Linked DNA regions of Homo sapiens: region 2 is linked to region 1. Evidence: read pairs that join two places in POLR2A ChIA-PET (ENCODE). Cell type or tissue: PC-9. All regions are shown on one strand.

Region 1 (8,000 bases):
TTAGACCTTATTTAACTTCTCTCAACAACATTTTGTAGTTCTTTCTTTTTTTGAGACGCAGTCTCACTCTGTCGCCCAGGCTGGAGTGCACTCTTGGCTCACTGCAACCTCCACCTCCCGGGTTCAAGCGATTCTCCAGCTGCACCCCATCCAGCACCAGCTAGGACGTACCAAGGGTCCCAGGAGCCTCAGAACATCTCCATCTTCATAGACGTGTGTTTCATAGTTCAGGGGCTGCGAAAGGAAAATAAATCTTGGGGCCCCCAGATCGCTAAGCTAAAGGGAAAAGGTCAAGCTGGGAATTGCTTGGGAGAAACTTGCTTCCCATTCTATTCAGTCACCCCTCTGCTCACTGACATACACGCATATCCGATTGCCTGCTTTGAAGAGGCTACTCAGAAACTCAAAAGAATGCAACCATTTGTCTCTTATCTACCTATGACCTGGAAGCCCCCTCCCCATGGAGTTGTCCCACCTTTGCTTCAAGTTGTCCCACCTTTCTGGACTGAACCAATGTTCATATGTAAATGTGTTGATTGATGTCTCATGTCTCCCTAAAATGTATAAAACTAAACTCTGCCCTGACCACCTTGGGCGTATGTCGTCAGGACCTCCTGAGGCTGTGTCACAGGCGCGTGTCCTCAACCTTGGCAAAATAAACTTTCTATATTAACTAAGACCTGTCTCAGGTATTCAGGGTTCACGTTTTGGTAACCGTGGAAGGATTCTGAGTGGAGATGCCCCTGACCTTTGGCAAATCTCCTATCAGTGCTTGGGACCAGCATGAGCTACCTTTATGGCTCAAACCAATAGGACAGCTTGCTGAGGCCTGGATGCACCCCCTCCAGAGAATCCCTGATTTCCCAAAATTTGGTGGAGATCTAAAGTTTATTTTGCTGTGCAACTCCCTTGTTTGCAGTTTTGCTTGCTTCCAACAAGAAGGCAAGATTTCCTGCTTCCATGATGATTTAAAGGCAGGTAATTCCTTTATGGAGTTTGAGCTCGCTCCCAGCAGGGAAGATGAGTTTGAGTTTTTTCCTGCTTCTAGCATGGTAGAGAGTAGTCTTCAGCCTGAGACCCATCCCTAGGTAAGTAGCTGAATTGTGGTTTTGTCTTGGCTAAAGTTTAACAACCAGCTGATCTTAATTTCTCTTTACCATTAGCGTGCTCAGTGACCATAGTGTTGGGTTTGTTGTTATTGTTGTATGTTCTAGTCTTTCTCCCATTAGATTTGACCAACTCTATGTGACTTTGTCAAATCCAAGTGCAAATTCCAAATTATGGGTAACAAAGCCTCTTTAATTTGGCTAACATTTCTTGCAGCTGCAAAAGAGGGAAAACAAAAAAACAAAAAACCCCCAAAAATCATGTGCTTGGTTTCTGTGTTTGCTTTCTGTCTTAAAAAAAAAAAACTCTTTTTTTTTTTTTTGGCAGGGGGGACAGGGTCTCTCATTCTGTCACCCAGACTGGAGTGCAGTGGCGTGATCTGGGCTCACTGCCACCTCTGCCTCCCGGGTTCAAGCGATTCTCCTGCCTCAGCCTCCCGAGTAGCTGCGATTACAGGCGCACACCACTAAGGCCCGGCTAATTTTTGTATTTGTATTTTTATTTTTTAGATGGAGTCTCACTCTGTCACCCAGGCTGGAGTGCAGTGGTGCGATCTCGGCTCACTGCAACCTCTGCCTCCCAGATTCAAGCGATTCTTCTGCCTCAACCTCCTAAGTAGCTGGGACTACAGGCGTGTGCCACCACACCCAGTTAATTTTTGTATTTTTAGTAGAGACGGGGTTTTACCACGTTGGCCAGGATGGTCTCAAACTCCTGACCTCAAATGATCCATCTGCCTTGGCCTCCCAAAGTGCTGGGATTACAGGGATGAACCACTGCACCCAACCAAAAATAATTTTTTTATTTACTTTTCTTCCACCCTGTACCTGCTTCCCTCTTTGCCATCCGCACTACCAAAAAATCTAGAAAAGGCTTCCAATGACTTAATCCTCTTTAAATAATTCAAACAAAGGCACCACTCACCCTTTTTGAGGTGTTCTATTTTCTCTGTGGAGTTTTAAGAGTCAAGAGCAGATTTTTCTTAGGTCTAAAGCTCTGTTTTCCTGTATTGTATGCCCTGACCTCTTGGGCTTTGGGGGTACCAGAGATTACCTTATACTGTGAGAGGATTTGACCTTGGTGTGTGTAATGGCGGATGAGAGCTACAAAGTAGGGGTGGCTGAGCACAGTTTACAGGAAGTGGTCTTGGCTGTTGGTTTTTTTTTGCTCTCCTAGGAAATTGTTTAAGGATCCTAATTCTAGTTCAGAGATGCTCTCAAAATTAATCCAAACTTGGCTTCTCTGTGCATATTTGTGTGAGGAACTGAACTGTTGTTTTCATAGGTAAATGAGAGACTAAGTTTTCTCAGCACCTAAGAGAAAGGGCATTTGCTCCCCCCCGCCGAAAGGGACCCTTGGGTGACTGGGGGCCTCGTGGGAGTGTCTGGGGGGATTCAGCCCCTGTGATGTGCAGTGGCCCCACAGGGAAATCCCCAACAAAAATTAATTAAAAAAAAGGCTTGTCTAAGAAACTCATATAAGAGCTGACACTCAGCCTTCTGAGCCCTTTCAGAGGTCATAGACCTCTGGAGAGAGAAACAGAGGGTGGAAACAACTCAGTGGTGACACACTGTGGAGTCCTGCTCACAAGCAGTACGCATCCATCCACCACACAAAAACCCTATGCCACAGCGCAGCGCCTCCTTTTAAGGAAAAAAAAAAAAAGTGGGAAACAAATAATCTAAGAATGAGAAGAAAACGAGGAAAGTGACCCCCTTGAGAGCACTGCATAGGTTTTATGGCACCTCTACTTGCCAGAATTTATGTAAAATGAAAATAATATGGTCTTTATGCACAGTTACATTAAGGAAAAAGAGCCCTAAGGTCGACCTGCAAACTATAGAGTTCCAAGGTCCTCTTTTTCTCTATTTTATTTGCTGCCTGCTTTAAGTCTACTGTTATTTTTCTATTAAAATAAAAACCATTGTTTGGATCCAACAGGTTCTTTTCGCAAGCTGGTGAATTTGTATTTATCTCATGGCTAAAGTTCTGAAGTAAAAGCTGTAGGATCTTTGTGTATGTGTGTGTGTATATATTTAAAAGGCCTTTATAATGTCTATAATTTTATGTTCAATTGGCAATTAAATCTGTTTTAATTTCCCTCTAGCACACTATACTTTTTTCTCCGTACCTTATGATCTAAATTTTGCTATTTGATTTTAACCTGAGTTGTTTCCTTTAATACATAACTTTAAGGCAATTTAGCTGACAATTGCCTAGGGCAGTGAAACAGGTTATCAAGAATTTGAAGGTCTAAGATAGGAAAATAAAAAGATTTTTATGAATCTATAAGATGTACTTCTTTTTTTTGAGACAGCCTTGCTGTGTCACCCAGGCTGGAGTGCAGTGACGTGATCTTGGCTCACTGCAACCTCTGCCTCCTGGGTTCAAGCAATTCTCCTGTCTCAGCCTCCCAAGTAAATGGGATTACAGGCACCAGCCACCATGCCCAGCTAATTTTTGTATTTTTAGTAGAGACCGGGTTTCACCATGTTGCCCAGGCTGTTCTCGAACTCCTGACCTCAAGTGATCTGCCCACCTCGGCCTTTCACAGTGCTGGGATTACAGGTGTGAACCACTGCGTCTGGCCAGAAAACATTGTTTCTAAAAAAAAAAAAAAAAAAAAAAAAGATGTCTTTTTTAAAAAGGAGAACAATTTTTGTCTAATTCAAAGCTTATTTAAAGGTTATATGGCTATATATTAAAAAGGTAAAAGAAACCAGGAAATAAGAGAGATGTAAAGAAAGTTATAAAAATAAAGAGTTTTATTTTGTTTGTTTGGCTGGTTTTTTTTGGTAAGAAGGCTTAAAGATAATTTTTTTTTTTTTTTGAAATGGAGTTTTGCTCTTGTTACCCAGGCTGGAGTGCATTGGTGTGATCTCAGCTCACTGCAATGTCCACCTCCCAGGTTCAAGCGATTCTCCTGTTTCAGCCTCCCAAGTAGCTGGGATTACAGGTGCCTGCTACCACCCCTGGCTAATTTTTGTATTTTTAGTAGAGACAGGGTTTCACCATGTTGGCTAGGCTGGTCTTGAACTCCTGACCTCAGGTGATCCTCCTGCCTTGGCCTCCCAAATACAGACATAAGCCACTGTGCCCAGCCATGAGAAACAATTTTATATGAGCAAGAACCTTGTATTGTAAGTTTAGTCCTAGAATAAAATGACCTGTTGTTTAAGAAAGAGGGGGTGTTTGGCTGGGCGCAGTGGCTCACACCTGTAATCCCAGCACTTTGGGAGGCCGAGGTGGGTGGATCACCTGAGGTCAGGAGTTCAAGACCAGCCTGGCCAATATGGTGAAACTCCGTCTCTACTAAATTTATAAAAAATGAGTTGGGTGTGGTGGCATGTGCCTGAAAGTCTAGCTACTCAGGAGGCTGAGGCACGAGAATCACTTGAACCCGGGAGGTGGAGGTTGTAGTGAGCTGAGATCGTTCCACTGCACTCCAGCCTGAGTGACACAGTGAGACTCTGTCAAGAAAGAAAGAAAAAGAGAGAGAGAGAGGGGGAGGGAGGGAGGGAGGGAGGAAGGAAGGAAGGGAGGGAGGGAGGGAGGGAGGGATGTTCAGGACAAACCAGGAAGTCCAAGCATGGCATGAACAGTTTGTGTGAGTCATAAGAAGAGGATATAATTTAAAAAAATAAACTTTTATATGATCAAGTTGTCTGTTAATTAAAGGGAAATTGTAATGGTCCTTCTAGAGACTGGGATTGATGTAAATGAAAAATGTAGTAAATAATTGGTACGAGCAATGGAACTTTCTTAAGGGATTGATTTATTGTTAATAAACTGTAAGAGATTTAAATATTATAACCCAAAGTTCAACTTCTATTTAAATATTATAACCCAAAGTTCAACTTCTATTATATCTTACCATTTTTGGTTTTCTCTCCTCTTTTAAAGGGCAAGACAGTAATGCTCTCCAACTTATTTTTCAGCTCATATAAGTTTTTTTCCTTGAGTTCTATTTGTTGTGGACTGATGTTAACAATGTTTTCTTAAAGGTGTAAAGGAAATGTTTTCTTCCAACATAATATTCAGTGCAGTGCTGAAGGTCTTTTCTTTTGCCTTTTGGTAACTAGCCTAACAAATTTTATGGTTTGCAGAAACAATTCCTATGCCATTATTATGAAGTTTGAGTTTGCTTAGAAAAAAAGTGAGATTAAAAGAATCTTTTTGCTGGGTGTGGTGGTTCATGCCCGTAATCCCAGCCCTTTCAGAGGCTGAGGCGTGCGGATCACCTGAGGTCAGGAGTTTGAGACCAGCCTGATCAATATGGTACATGCACGTCTCTACTAATATTACAAAAATTAGTCGGCATGGTGACACGTGCCTGTAGTCCCAGCTACTTGAGAGGCTGAGACAGGAGAATCTCTCAAACCTGGAAAGGCGGAGGTTGCAGTGAGCTGAGATCATGCCACTACACTCCAGCCTGGGTGACAGAGCGAGACTCTGTCTAAAAAAAAAAAAAAGAATTTTTTTAACTTTAAGGTTATTACATTCACGTGTCTTTCTGTATGGGCTTTTAAAGTTCTTGTGACACTGAGTTAAAGGGCTTTGACTACTGGATCTAAGAAGGACACCAAGTCTTGCTAAATGTTGAACACTGACATCAATTAAAGCCTCATCTTCAGGCCTGATAGAAGATGCCAGTCAAAATAAACTGCATTCCTGAGACACAGGGCCAGAAATTAAAGCCATTGAACTCCTCAAGGCCCAGGGACTATCATGGAGGAGGTGGGCATGTGAGATTGTAAAGGCCAATTTTGAGAGATAAAATAAGTTCAGCTTCCCTAGAAATTAATCATTAATGTCAAATGCACACTGATGCAAGACCAGCATATGGGTCCCTGTGTCAGATTAACAATGTTTTCTTGAAGCATTAACCAACTAATTAATAAAGGTTATAAAAGGCTTATGGAAGTTATAACTTATGGTCAAGATTAAAATTTTAGAGATAGCTTATAAAATTTTGAAAAACAAATTTAATTGGCTTCATGCTGTTTTCATTAGGGCTTATTGTTTGTAAAATTAAGTCTCCTCTCTCAAAGAATGAAGGTTTTGCCTTTTTTTTTTGAAATCCTTGAGTTAGCACTTTGGTCAAAAGAATGACTTATTTTACAATGACCTGTGGTATCAAGTGTTTTCAACCTTTGATATTTGACAAACTTTCTGAAATCAAATTATAAATTATGTCTTTTTCCGACCTAATTAATGCTTTAGAATATTAGATTCCCTAAAGTCCAAAAATGACATAATTTGGCTTATTTGGTATAAAAATTATACAGAAAACATGGTCGAATATGAAATGGTGTTTGGTTTTCTTTGGGCTGTATTTGTATAAATATGTTATTGGTATGTGTTCTAAAATTATGGGAAACCCCTATAATTATTATATGACTTAGTGTACTTTATCAGTTATAATTATAATTGTTACATTAATGTGCCACAGAGGTAACAAATACCCTTGTCAATTGTGTCTTTGACTATGGCTGCCCTAAAACTTTTCGTCATCCACAGACAATTGTTGTCTTGTTTTGGTCCTCTTTAGAAGGTGGTTTTATAATCAGCTATAAAATCTAACATGTGCTCTTGAATACAAGTTTTTGATACATTTGGAGATTGTGACATCAGAATAGAATAAAACTTTCAGGACTCATGGAGAAGTGAAACGTTCATGAATATCAAGCTGAACAGGAATTAACTGCATAGAAAGAGTTAATAGAAGACTGATGTAATCTTTTTTACTTTTTGTTGAAAACATTGCTAATCCTTTGTTTTGTTTTTTCAGAGTCAAGGGAAGTTTTCTTTTGAGCTATTGACAGCTTTTAATAATTTAGTATACTCCTGTGAACAACATTTAGAACACATTTTTTTCTCTCTACCTGATTTCTCCAGAATTTGGAAACTATTTGTGACTATTCTTAACTTATGGTAATACAGTTATTTGCATCAGTACAATAAGAATCTGTTTCCAGGGGAGCGTGGTGGCTCACAACTATAATCCTAGCACTTTGGGAGGCCGAGGCGGGCAGATCACCAGAGGTTGGAAGTTTGCGACCAGCCTGACCAACATGGAGAAACCCCATCTCTACTAAAAATACAAAATTAGTTGGGCCTGGTGGTGCATACCTGTAATCCCAGCTACTCGGGAGGCTGAGGCAGGAGAATCGCTTGAACCTGGGAGGCGGAGGTTACGGTGAGCCAAGATCATGCCATTGGACTCCAGCCTGGGCCACAGGAGCGAAACTCTGTCTCAAAAAAAAAAAAAAAAGAATCTGTTTTCATTTATTGCAGGACACAATTGGAGAAACTGGTTACTGACTAGAATGGTATGCTTTCCTTCAAGGAAACAAACTTGACTTATGGAGCCAATAAAAGCACCTTGGGAAAACTGGCCTCTTACCTTGTCTACACAGTCCCTGTACAGGGTTCCTGACCTGTGGTAAGTAAGGAATGTTACTTTCTGACAGGCCCAGCAGCCACAAGTTTATCTTGGAACTTCAAGAAGAGAGGAATTCACCCAACTCATAGGTATTTGATAGTATAAATCCATGGCTGGGCTTGGTTTTAAAAAAGTCTTATCTGAGATTCCTTCTATGGAACAAAGTCCCATCACAGCCAATTTAAAAGCCTATGTAAAAAAAATTATTCTTGTTGCACTGTATACAAATAATCAGGCCAAGTATAATAAAGCAAATCAGTCCTACCATGACTTGTCTATAGTAAAAATGGGAAACCGGAGACAGAAAAATTATGTTTCACAAACTATAGTACACCTATTTTTAGATTCTAATCTTGCCTAATGTTTTTCAATTTTTATTATTTTTTACAGTTTGGACCGAATTCTAATTTTTCTTGGCTACAAGTCTTCAAAATAATGTTTTTAATTT
Region 2 (8,000 bases), 64 kb before region 1:
TTATTTTGAACATCTCTAAGAACAGATTACCTGATATAGAGTAATTTAGGTCAAAGTATGTAAATATTTTGACAATAAATGGGCAAAGCTAAAAGCTAATAGCGGCCTGATGCACAGAAGAAGTCAGGATTGGTAGAGCCCCAGAGGTCAGCCCTCCAAATTTACAACTGGTCTCTCTCTGTTCCAGAAGGGAACTCCCTTGTACCTTTCTAGGCGTTCTGACACCAGGTAAGTCTGGTTAGCATCCATGATAAATGTCAGTTGGTTAATGAGGTCATCAGGTTGAATGAGGCCTTCTAGCCGTCCCACCACAGTCATCCTTCGATCCTTCAGCATAATCATGGCCAGGAATGGATAGGTGTTCTCTCGTAAAGCCTGTGAGACTGATAAAAAGACCCAACAGATCAAGGGCAGGACTTGACGGTGAAAAAGATCAACCCTTAGACTTTCCACAATGAGTGAGAGAGAACTGTTTTAATCCTGGTTGGGGAAGACGAGAGGTATCATTTAGTCTCCGCTTTTTCCCCGCCTCCTAGTTTCTTTCTTTTCTTTTTTTGAGCCAGGGTCTCACTATGTTGCTCAGGCTGGTCTCCAGCTCCTGGGCTCAAGTGACCCTCCCACCTCAGCCTCCTGAGAAGCAGGGATTACAGGAGTGTGCCACCATGCCCAGTTCCTCCCAGTTTTGTAATCTTTTGTTTTTGTTATCAATTTGCATGCCTATCCCTAGGTGCTTGACTAGAATAGGACAGGCTTTCCTGGTGGCGGTGTGGTTGTTGTGATGATGCCAGGGAAGGCTGCAGAGTTTAAGGATAATGTCTACTTGATGGTACAAAAAGGATCTATAAAGAATCTGGCACAGTTTTTCCCTGTACAAGGGCTCAAACCTAAAAGGGCACAAGGCTGCAAGTCTCAGCCTGATGATACTGATAATAATCTCCATCATCATTTTTTTTTCTCTTGCCTAATCCTTTCCTTATCCTTTCTCCCCACGTAACTTTTCTCCACCCTTAAAAAGGTTAGTTTTTCTGTTCCAAAGAAGCTTATTAATAGAAAGTTGAGGCTGGGCTGGTAGCTCCACCTTTAATCCTAGCACTTTTGGGAGGCGGAGGTGGTTGGATCACTTGAGGTCAGGGGTTTGAGACCAGCCTGGCCAACATAATGAAACCCCATCTCTACAAAAAATACAAAAATTAGCAGGGTGTGGTGGTACGCGCCTGTAATTCCAGATAGGCGAGAGGCTGAGGCAGGAGAATCGCTTGAACCCGGGAGGTGGAGGCTGCAGTGAACTGAGATCGCACCACTGCACTCCAACCTGGGTGACAGAGTAAAACTTGGTCTCAAAAAAAAAAAAAAAAAAATTGGTGTCCAAATGACCAAGATTTTTACCATAACAGAGTTTTACCTATGTTTTCCTTATGGTGTGAAATAAGAGATTTTATAAACTTCTATTAAAAAAAAATCCTTACCTTCCTTCTATTCACAACCTCCCTTCTGCCCCCTGCAAAGCCATATTAGAATGGCAAAACGCATGCAGGAATTTGGATGTTTAAAAACAATTAGGCTTAAGATTCAGACTCTGGGATGCAGGGACAACATCTGCCACATCTTTGGTTCTCAAGACATGGCACAGTATGTGGCATGCTAATATAAACTCAAAAGTTGCTGGATAGAAGTAGCCACAAAAATGACTACATTTTTCCTCACTGGATGCCTTCGTATCTTTTACTAACCGTCTAAAAATACTTATCTCCAAAGAAGAGTTATTGTCAGCAAAGATCTGAACTTTCCAAATCCATATCAGCACTCAAGGTACTCAAACAACTGACTCACTATGCAAGGGCTCTGTTAAAATCGTTGATGAAAAGAATAAACTCTTCAGTAAAAAGCCCATTAAGATTAAAAGCAAGCTGCTAGCCAAGACTGGGTATTTCTATGAATGTGGCAGGCTTTGGCAATGCTGAATGTGAAGAACGGGCTTTAGAATCTGGCAGACCCGACTGTACGCTACAACTTGCTAATTATGGCGGGGCACAGTGGCTCACACCTGTAATCCCAGCACTTTGGGAGGCTGAGGTGGGCTGCTCACTTGAGTCCAGGAGTTTGAGGCTACATGGTGAAACCCCATCTCTACTAAAAATACAAAAAAATTAGCTGGGCGTGGTGGTGCATGCCTGTAGTTCCAGCTACTCAGGAGGCTGAGGCAGGACAATCGCTTGAACCCAGGAGGTGGAGGTTGCAGTGAGCCAAGATCGCACCACTGCACTCCAGCCTGGGCGACAGAGCAAGACTCCATCTCAAAAAAATTTTTTTAATTAATTAAATAAAAACAAAAAAAATAAAACTTGCTAATTGTGTGATCTTCAGCCAGTGGCTTGAACTCTCTGAGCCTATTTCCTAAACCATAAAGCAAAGGTAATATGACCCCCCATCTCTCAGGACTGCTGAGAGGATTAAATGAGACAATATAAAATAGCAACTAGCGTCGTATCTACCACAGAACAAACACACTTGTAATAAATGGCATGGCATGTCTTTCCAGACTATTCCAAAGATACTCCAACAATCTCAATGAGGCAGAAGAAACATAACTTACCCCTGTATCCCTCAGGTTTGTTTGTAGAGCATGCCCAGAAGAGCATCCTAGTGTTTATTAGTGAAATAACTTCAGGTGCACAGAGTGTGTTGCTGTGGAAAGGTATGAAAAGGATATGAGAACAACTTGCTGACTATAAACTGTCACCAGAAAGAGTCAGAAAAGAGAAGGAAAATAATCAATCCACTTACCGACAAAACTCATCAGAGTCCTGGTGATCATCTCCATGAAGATAAACCAAAAGAAAGCGAAGCTCCCTTTTGGCATCGTTAAGTGCCTGTGAGAAAGAGAAGGTCACTCACTATTAAGAAGACTGTGCCTTGAGCTTATATTTAAGCTAAGGGTCCTAATGGATACAGTTATGTATTTAGGAACAAAAGGAAAAATAAGGAAAAAAGGTGAGCAAGAAATCAGAAAATTCCTGAGCTCCTACCTTCACACCCCTGGCATTGTTCTCCCTATAGAAACTCCACGCTAACAAGCTTTAATGAAAAGGTTTTAGTGTTGTTAGGATTCAAACTTAACAGACACATGAGAGTAGACAGGCTTACAAACACAGGTTCCCAACAAACCACAGAAAAGTCAGCTGCACCCACAGTCTAAGGAAGATAAAAACAGGAGAATCTGACCATATGAAAGGGAGGTGAGAATTTTTCTACTTCACAGCTACAACATCCTTGTAAGTAAAAAATAACTGCGAAGACAACCCTGATCCCAGGCCACATATCGAGTAGGAATGATGGACTGTACGATCCAAAGGCATTCTAAAGAGCATAGGGTGTAAAAGACTTTCAAAGACAAGGCTAGCGCCGAAGACTCCTGTGCGTGCTCCTGCATGTGCGTGCTCCTGAGCACATTACACTGTACGACTGCTGACATGGTCAAGGGTGGTCTACCCTCAGGATCATAGCAGAGAGGGTACACAGGAGGTGCTCATCTCACTCATCTCTGTATCTCTAGCACTGAGGACATTGCCTGGCATACAGTAGGTGCTCAGTTTTTGTTGAGTGTGGTGGGAACAGCCAGCGAGGAGACTGACTATGATAAAAAGCAGATGTGGGAAAATGAAAGCAGGAAGCAAGGGTGAGCATTTTTCTTTCTCCAGATAGATTCAGGAATTCTGGAGGCTGCATAATAGAACCCCCTTTTGCCTATTGCCACAGCATTCCCATAGTTTTCCCTATTCCTGTAGTGTTAATTCTATGTATTTCTCTGGCAAACTAGAGATATACCAAACACCCACAGAACTCTAATTTTTCCTCCCCTGAATGGTGAGGTCTTGAGTCAAAGGTCTACATGGCTGAGGTTGAATGAGATGTGCTACCCTGAGTCTATGGTCTATGTCCTTATTCAATTCTGTGAGAGATCAAAGAAGATGTAGGCTTTGCCTTCAAGGGGCTTTCAGTCTGGTAGCAGAGATTAGACACGAACACAAATGATATAGGAAAGAATATAAAATTGCTATCAATTTTTAAAAGCTATGGAAGAACAAAGGGAAAGATTAGTATTCTAGATGATGAGATAGGGCAGGACAGGGCACAACAATCAGGGATAGCTGTAAGTGGGGCGTGACATAATCTAGTTGAAGGACTGGCAAGATTCCAATTAGCAAAAATGTGAGGAAGGCATTCCACGTGGATGGACCGGCAAAAGCAAAGGCACAGAGGTAGGCAAGTACAGACTATGTTCAGGGAATGAGTCAGCTGGAACTGAGGGTATGGTAAAATAAGTTATGCAGAAAAGACCTCAAAAGAAGGGCAGCATTAGATCAAAGAGGGGCCAGCTAAAAGGTTTGGTCTTTTTTATTACCCACCCCTATAAGCAGTGAAGAGCTAATTAAGGTTTTTGAGTACAAGAAGGACATGATCAGTGCTGGGCTGTGCTCTCCTTTGAGGATAGAATCATTTCGGTAAGTTGGCATCTATATGGTTTATGGCACTGACCTGGCTGTACGTTCCCTGGTAGAAGACAGGGTGTGCCCTCCCATATTTCTCTTCAAAAGAGTGCATAAATGAAACAATGTCCCCAACGGGGTCAGTGACCCGGCTGCGAGGGTCAGGCCGTATAAAACGAAGAGCAAACCTGGGGAGGAAGGAATAAATATCACATGAATCCAGCTTACTACAGTGCATATCGAGTGGGCCAATTTGTACAGATTCCTGTAACAGAGCCAGAGGCACGGCAACAAAGGGAGGTGAACAGTCTGTGAGTGGACCATCAAATCCGAGAGTAGAGTCTGGTTCAAAAGCCATAAAGCAGCAAGTGTTATTCTATTGCCTGTTCAGGAAGAATGCAAACTACTGGGATTATAAATTCCAACACTGGCCTACATAAATCCTGAGTATTTTTTGTAGAACAATTTAGGGCTAGAAGGGTTTGGAAGGGAAGACACAGTATCCAAAAAGATCATGTGTCAGGCTATGCACCCAGACTCTCTAGAATGGCACCGTCTAAGTACTGTAGCCACTAGTCAAATGTGGCTATTCTGAATTTAAATCTATTACATACAATTAAAATTCAGTTCCTTAGTAATGCTAGCCACATTTCAAGTGCTCAACAGCCACGTGTTTAATGGCTTTCATACTGAACAGCGGAGATACAGAACGTTTCTATCATCACAGAGAGTTCTACTGGACAGTGCTCTAGAACAGAGGTCATTTTCTGGTTGTCCTACTTGCCCCTCCTTCTCCTTTCTGTTTTCCTGGGATTTTAAATATTGAGTTCACAACCCCAAACTATTCAACTTACGGATAGGAACTTCAAATCTGAAGTTGCGGTTATGACTTACTTGCTCTTCAAAGGGGCAAGTACCTTTTGCTTGATGATTTATGGTTGATGGCAACCATGGAGGAAGTTATAAAACTGCTCCACAGTACCCTGGCAGATGTGGAGTACTGGCAGCTCTTGTAAAGTGAAGAATACATACCTAATGGTACCACACATCTGTTTCTAAAGGGCCTACCCTATTTGTATAGTACCATTTATTTATCCTTTGGGTTTCCAGAGAAGGCAACAGGACAGAGGATAATGTGTTACCTAACATTAAACAAGCTGGTTGGATGATACAGCTGCATTAAAATTAGTAATACATGCCGTGCATATTTTCCCTAGAAAAGCAAACAATATTCATTTACTTAAAACGTTTTCAGCACAGACAAGGTGATTAAACTGTGATACTTTTCCTTAACAAAAAGTGAGTCAATTCATTATCCCAACAAATTCCCCCTGTGTATACAATTCTACTTGGAATTTCTCCCGAGTAATCAAACCAAATTCATTGACAACAACGTTCCAGAGCGAATTAAAAGCACAAAATGTAGTAAGTTGTATACGTGGGGGAATGGTTAGAAATTCATCAGAAGACTGATGTTTTAACTACTTTCTTTGAAATTAAGCATTTTAGAATTCTCTCTTAAAGCCTTTATTTTTTTTTCCTCATTACACAATATTCCCACGATCTACACAATTTAGGACAATCAGCTTTTTTGATTTTTTAGAAAAAAACAGAGATGTCAACTTAGTTTTCATTATGATTTTAAAGATTTTTACATGTTCATTCTTAAATAAAATGGGGATGGAAAGAGTACTAAGCAATTAGTGATCATGAAGAATGTTGCTAAACCAAGAAAGCCATTAAGTAGACAGCCTCATAAAACACCAAGGGTCCAATATAAAAGGTACTATCTGACCCTTGTACTTATGCAGCTGCTGGACCCACAACTTCAGCCTCTGCTCCCTAGAGGCAGGGTAAAGGCTGTCCCATATTTGAAGGGAAGTACAGGGAACCTGTACTTCCAGGGAAGGCCCAGACTACATATCCCAGCTCCATCTGCTGGCCTGGATGCCCTTGAACATTTAAGTTCCCCATAAAGCCTAGACATGGCTCTGGACCAGATAACCCAAGCCTGACATGCTAAGAAGTTGTGCCCCACTCATTTTCTTTTCTTTTTCTTTTTTTTTTTTTTGAGACGGAGTCCCACTCTCTCACCCAGGCTGGAGTGCAGTGGTGCGATCTAGGCTCACTGCAAGCTCCGCCTCCCGGGTTCACGCCATTCTCCTGCCTCAGCCTCCTGAGTAGTTGGGACTACAGGCACCAGCCACCGCGCCCGGCTAATTTTTTGTATTTTTAGTAGAGACAGGGTTTCACCGTATTAGCCAGGATGGTCTTGATCTCCTGACGTTGTGATCCGCCCACCTCAGCCTCCCAAAGTGCTGGGATTACAGGCGTGAGCCACAGAGCCCGGCCAGTTGAGCCCCACTCATTTTCTGGCCTTGGACCCTCTGTAGCTTCCAATGATGAGCTCTTTTAATGGTACATGAAGGAAGCTAGAAGAAAGGTGAAGGTATGAAGCAAGTGGGTATATACATAAAAGGGTTCCAGTGTTTGCAACCTAGGGGCTGCCAGAGCAAAGTGAAAAGGTACCGAAGCTGCCAGGCATGGTGGCTCATGCCAGCAATCCCAGCACTTCGGGAGGCCAAGGCAGGTGGATCACTTGAGGCCGGGAGCTCAAGATCAGCCTGGCCAACAAAATGAGACTCCATCTCTACTGTCTCTACTAAAAATACAAAAATTAGCCAGGCGTGGTGGCGCATGCTTGTAATCCCAGCTATCTGGGAGGCTGAGGTATGAGAATCGCTTGAACCCAGGAGGTGAAGGTTGCAGTGAGTCGAGATGGTGGCACTGCACTCTAGCCTGGGTGACAGCGACAGAGCAAGACTCTGTTTCAAAAAAAGAAAGAAAAAGAAAGAAAAGGTGTAACAGGAGTGTCTAGGGAGGTCCAACTATTGTGGGAGGAATCAAGGGCAAACTGGGTAATCTCAGAGCAAGAGAATTTGTTGGGATTGTGAGTAGTCAGGTGGAGGAGAAGTAGTTGAGGAAGAAAGTTCTAAGGAGTGTGAAGCTAGGAGATGATAGTGGTTAGAAAGGAAAGGGTGTGGACATCAACTAGGAAGTGTAGAGGTGACAAATATGGTGGGGGGGGGAGGGGGAGACAAATAAATATAGTCAGACTGGTTTTTGCAAACAAAAGGTAAGACTAATTTAAAAACAATTCCATTTCACAATGCCTGCCAATGCTTCAACAATTTAAAATACTTGTATGTTGTATTAAAAGACAGTTCGGGAAGTGTATTCCATCTCATGACAAATTGGTAAGTCAACATTGATAGAGCATAAAGCTTATTTTGGCCTAAATTTCAGCTCCAAAGTCTTACTATTCTACTAATACATAAATCCAAAGGTACATACCTAAATATATCAAGTATCGTGTAATAGGTAAACCGGAATGGAAGCATTATCAAGTAATAACCCCATCCAAGCAGCCCCTGAAAGTCCAAAAACAAAGTTAGAGACAATTCTCTCAATCCCTAATATTTTATCAAATGGCTAGGTCAGATTTTCTCACTC

What was found. Peaks named below come from ENCODE experiments on the same cell type or tissue, not always from the same donor. Only the 100,000 strongest peaks of a DNase experiment are listed, where the experiment ranks them.
Region 2: POLR2A ChIA-PET joins it to region 1 with 6 read pairs; 7 of 35 experiments call an interaction of 5 or more read pairs at or near these places.

What each region holds. Positions count from the first base shown.
Region 1 is chr5:176,424,855-176,432,854 of GRCh38, reverse strand. No RefSeq gene overlaps it. Among named protein-coding and RNA genes, the nearest start is that of CLTB, 12 kb to the right of the region's middle. In PC-9, no CTCF peak of the experiment used is centred here; DNase peaks (open chromatin) are centred at 4,694 and 7,514; H3K27ac peaks cover 3,327 bases.
Region 2 is chr5:176,488,869-176,496,868 of GRCh38, reverse strand. It overlaps FAF2 (Fas associated factor family member 2), which reads right to left. Exons shown (of 11, transcript NM_014613.3): 4 at 7,842-7,918; 5 at 4,537-4,675; 6 at 2,785-2,870; 7 at 2,594-2,685; 8 at 206-383. Among named protein-coding and RNA genes, the nearest start is that of FAF2, 44 kb to the right of the region's middle. RefSeq lists an enhancer at 3,703-4,902. In PC-9, no CTCF peak of the experiment used is centred here; a DNase peak (open chromatin) is centred at 7,608; H3K27ac peaks cover 1,747 bases.